2 separate regions of the Homo sapiens genome follow, and region 2 is linked to region 1. A link is an interaction called in ENCODE POLR2A ChIA-PET data of the cell type or tissue named here. Cell type or tissue: IMR-90. All regions are shown on one strand.

Region 1 (2,500 bases):
GGGAGGCTGAGGCAGGAGAATGGCATGAACCTGGGAGGCAGAGCTTGCAGTGAGCCAAAATCGCACCACTGCACTCCAGCCTGGGCAACAGAGCGAGACTCCATCTCCAAAAAAAAAAAAAAAAAAAAAAAAAAAAAAGTAATGGAGCAGAGTTGAAAAGGAAGCAAATAGGAATTATATAAATAAAAATATAAAAACTAATTAAAAAACCCAATGGACACCTTTAACAGAAAATCAAGCAGAGCTGAAGAAAGAATTATTGAACTGGAAAATGAAGCAGAATAAATTATCCAGAGTGGAGCACAGAGATGTTGGTAAATACAGAAGAGAGGGTAAAAGATATAGAGACTCCAGTGAGAGTATCTAACCTACATTTACTAAAGAGTATTGAAGAGAGGCAATACTTGAAGACGTAAGATCTGATAATATTTTACTCTGATAAAATACATTATTATACAGCTTCAAGAAGTCCAAATTACCAAAGAACAAAGAGTATAAATGAAAAGAAAACACAAAAATTAGAAATGAAATACATATCTAGAAATGTATATATTTTTAAAGTACCCAGAGTAAAAAAGATATTATCTTGAAAAGAATTATGAGACTTAAAGCGGACTTCTCAGCAACAACGGAAGTTACAAGACAGTGGAATTATACCCTTAATGAGCTAAGAGAAAATAATTGCCAACCTAGAATAATATAATCAACAAAAATACCTTTTAAGAATAAAAAGCAAAATAAATACATTTTTAAGGCAAATTAAAATAGAAATAGTTGACCACCAACAGAGGCACTTGAAATGAAATTCTAAAGCATATATATAAACCAGGTTAAAAAAAAAGAAGAAAGATGCCAGAAGAAATTCTTAAGATGCATGAAGAAAAGAAGTTCAAAGAAAATACAAAATATATTTGGGTAACTCCAAACCAACACTGACCGTATCAAGCAAAATTCATCTTATCTTGTGAGACAAATTAAAATACACGATAACAATAACAGCATATACAGTAATTTTATGGAGTTTAAATATTTTTCTTATTCCATGGGAGAAGGATAAAAATATTGATTAACTTTAGATTTTGATAGCTAACAATTCATGTTTGATTTTTTATGGTAACCACTAAAGGGAGAGAAACCTGCCAAGTCAGATAGCCCTGGAAATGTGTCACACCCATACCCAGTCATCATTGGCAGTAGATGCACAAGATAGATGGAAGCAGAAAAGTCCCTGCCTTGGCAAGCCCAGCTTTCCTCTGCGCCCTTTCCCCCTGCCCCGCCAAAAAATATAAGACAACAACCAAAAAAATAGACAAGGAACATGGAATCATTGAAAGAAACACAAAGCACAAAAGAAGATGGTAGATTTAAATCTATGCATGTGAATATCCATCATTACAAAATAGTAAAATAAAAGCTGAAGTTATAAGATAAAGTCAGATTAAAATTTTTAAAATTCCAACTTTATGCTGTTTGTATGAGACATATAAAATTCAAGGCAACAGAAAGAAAGTTCAAGGATAAATAAAGCATCAAGAAATCTAGAGAGGAACATCCACCTACCAGCAGAAATAGGGTGGAAAATTTAATCATTGATTTTCTTGCCTGCTGAGCAGATAAAGATTTCTGATATTAGGGTACTGCCCTAATTGAAAATAGTTACCCATTATGATCAGCTTCTCAAATTAAGTTAACCTGGCTGCATTGGATTGGGGATAACAAAGCTTCATCAAGAATTGCTCCTTTTTTGCTCCATATGAATACATTCCCTATGAATATGAATGCTATTTTATGCTGGATATACCTCAAGAAAAACTACTGATTTATGACAATGATATTTATTTACTGAAGGCAAGTTGAGAAACTGGGTTGCTGATGGTTTCTGAATTTTATTTTAATGGTTTCTGTCAGGCCTCTGAGCCCAAGCCAAGCCATCGCATCCCCTTGACTTGCACGTATACGCCCAGATGGCCTGAAGTAACTGAAGAATCACAAAAGAAGTGAATATGCCCTGCCCCACCTTAACTGATGACATTCCACCACAAAAGAAGTGAAAATGGCCGGTCCTTGCCTTAAGTGATGACATTACCTTGTGAAAGTCCTTTTCCTGGCTCATCCTGGCTCAAAAAGCTCCCCCACTGAGCACCTTGCGACCCCCCACTCCTGCCCACCAGATAACAAACCCCCTTTGACTGTAATTTTCCTTTACCTACCCAAATCCTATAAAACGGCTCCACCCCTATCTCCCTTCGCTGACTCTCTTTTCAGACTCAACCCGCCTGCACCCAGGTGATTAAAAGCTTTATTGCTCACACAAAGCCTGTTCGGTGGTCTCTTCACATGGACGTGCATGAAAGTTTCCTTTCATTTTCACTGAGAATAGGCTAGAAGGGCAGTGCTCAGAACACAAATGAGTAGAATCCAATCTGTGGGGACCTGTTAGCTTTGCTCCTGCACAAGCACAGATGTCCTTTGTGATTCAATCAGCAACTCTCACACCAAG
Region 2 (2,500 bases), 49 kb before region 1:
AAATACACAAAAAATAATGCAAAAACGTGTCATTTTCTCAAAATATTTGAAAATCACTGGGTTCAAACTGCATCTAGCAAGTTGCATCTAACTTTTTCCCTGTGAGCAGAAAAAGCTAACCAATCAAATCTTAGGGAATGGAAAGACAGGACTGGCATTCCCAGCAAAGCCCAGTGGCTCATCCACCTGCTCTTCTGCATTAAAGCAAGCCTGCTCCTGTGGTTTCTAAATTATCACAGAGAGGTGATGTCAAGTTGAGCCTGGAACCTTTCCAGAGTTGGCAAACCCATTATTCCCCTTGACAATTTTATTGCTTATGCAGTCCTACAGAGGTTTCCTTAATATTCCAACTGAAATTTCATTGTTCTGGCTATTTGTAAAAGCCATCTCTTAACCAAACAGAAGTATTCTTTGAAATGTACCTTAAATGCTAGATTCAGAAAAGTGCAATGTCAGGATTGCACAGTCTGACATAGTTCAAGAAATAACCAGTTTGCATTATTTTGTAAGATAAGGCCATTAAACTCAACAATTACACTGCATTGACTCATTGTTTTTTCAGAGAAATTTCATCTTCTCTAATGACTGTGAGCTGACAAAATGAGAACAAAATTGGGTGACTTCTGTGATCATTTTCCAAAGCCTCAGAGCTTCCTTTAGGTCTGCAGGGTTCAAAATACTTACCGTTTTTTTTTTTTTTTTTCTTTTCATGGCTTGAGATTTTAGCAAAAAAAAGCCATAGAATACAAGAAGCTACAGATGTCTCTGAGTTTCTCCCAAGTGACTAGAAAATAAATAAACCATAAAGCAGAAGCATAACTCTCAGAAAACTACATTGTTTGAACACCAAATAATTGTCAAATACACTCATTTCTTGAAATAGTTTCCCAAAGATTTGGTTGCCGTCTCTATGGAGGAACATGTAGCATGGACTCAGAGTTTGGCAATCAATTAGTTTGTAACTAGTAAGGAAATGTCAGGAATTACCCAGAGCATGATGAGATTTTAGTACCTGTTAAGTTTGTGGGAAGATAAGAAGGAATTTGTATCAGTTGGCCTGCATGACTACTCTTAACATCTCAGAAGACTGTTAACCAATAGTGACTCAGACTTGTTCATAATTGGAATTTGAGTAAAAGGGAAATGACACAGCAATCTTTTTTTCATCTTTTTTCCCCCTACATGTTTAGTTTTGATATAAAAAAAACGAGGCTGAAAACATCAGGCTTGCCAATGTACATATATGGATGGTTGCCCTCAACTAAGGCATCCCCATATGTTCCCAGTGAACTATATATTTTCAAGCTCAACTCACTAAGTGGGCCAATCTTTTGCAAAATTTTATAATTACCAGAGTTTGGTCTCAATGCCTCCTAATCCCAACCAGATTCAGGATAGAATCAAAATGAACTTATTCACACTGAGACATACATGGCTGGTATCATTTAATTGGGTCCATAACCTAAAATATCAAATTCCTTTAATGATCAAGGTATAGTGCAGTATGTACAGTATGTACCTGAACCACTATGTTTGTAACATTCAACTTGATAAGCCTACCAGGGAAACAAACATAAAAGCAAAAGCAAACTTTGAACAATCAAAGAATGCTATTAAAAATAGAAAAGTAGCATTAACTCAAAATCTCAGAAGGGGCAGCTCCATCAAGCGTGATTCACAGGCTCAGTCAAGTCCCAGGGATGGCCTTAAATGTCTATTGTGGTCATCACCAAATGAGGTAGAGATTTTGATGTCACACATGAGACACCGAGGGTCCCCAACCTTGTCCTCCAATAGATGAACTATAACCAACTGCATAAGTGTGAGAAAGGAAAGAGGAAAACCGCTCCCTCCCCGGATGCCCTGCTTTCCAAAAGAATGATGGAACTTTGTGGCCAGGCACGGTGGCTCACGCCTGTAATCCCAGCACTTTGGGAGCCCAAGGCGGGTGGATCATGAGGTCGGGAGTTCAAGACCAGCCTGACCAACATAGTGAAACTCCATCTCTACTAAAAATATAAAAATTAGCTGGGCATGGTGACGCATGCCTGTAATCCCAGCTACACTCGGGAGGCTGAGGCAGGAGAATCGCTCAAACCTGGGAGGCAGAGGTTGCAGTGAGCCAAGACTGCGCCACTATACTCCAGCCTGGGCAACAGAGCAAGACTCCATTTCAAAAAAAAAAAAAGAAAAAAGAAAACAAAAAAAGAATGATGATACTTTGTTAAGAACACAGCAGTGGTTCCTTGAAAACAAACAACATGGCAGAAAATGAGAGTATGTGAACTTGACAAGATTTCTTATTTTCAATCAGATTAAGTTGAGAGTAATATTTACATTCTGAAAGGAGTTATACAGAAAACATTAATTTTATGTATATTTCTGTACTCCCACCCCCACATAATATGCTAAATATCCATAAGGGAAAATAGTTAAATGGGGACTATGCCCTGGATTTCCATCAGTTAGTTCATTCTATTCATCTCTATTTTTATAGCTT

Evidence for each region. ChIA-PET counts read pairs that join two places held together with the same protein. Peaks named below come from ENCODE experiments on the same cell type or tissue, not always from the same donor. Only the 100,000 strongest peaks of a DNase experiment are listed, where the experiment ranks them.
Region 2: POLR2A ChIA-PET joins it to region 1 with 11 read pairs; 3 of 35 experiments call an interaction of 5 or more read pairs at or near these places.

The regions. Positions count from the first base shown.
Region 1 is chrX:12,309,878-12,312,377 of GRCh38, reverse strand. The region is part of intron 1 of FRMPD4 (FERM and PDZ domain containing 4); the gene reads right to left. Among named protein-coding and RNA genes, the nearest start is that of FRMPD4-AS1, 64 kb to the left of the region's middle. RefSeq lists an enhancer at 2,227-2,500. In IMR-90, no CTCF peak of the experiment used is centred here; no DNase peak of the experiment used is centred here.
Region 2 is chrX:12,359,161-12,361,660 of GRCh38, reverse strand. All of the region lies in intron 1 of FRMPD4 (FERM and PDZ domain containing 4), which reads right to left. Among named protein-coding and RNA genes, the nearest start is that of FRMPD4-AS1, 15 kb to the left of the region's middle. In IMR-90, no CTCF peak of the experiment used is centred here; a DNase peak (open chromatin) is centred at 1,100; H3K27ac peaks cover 1,393 bases.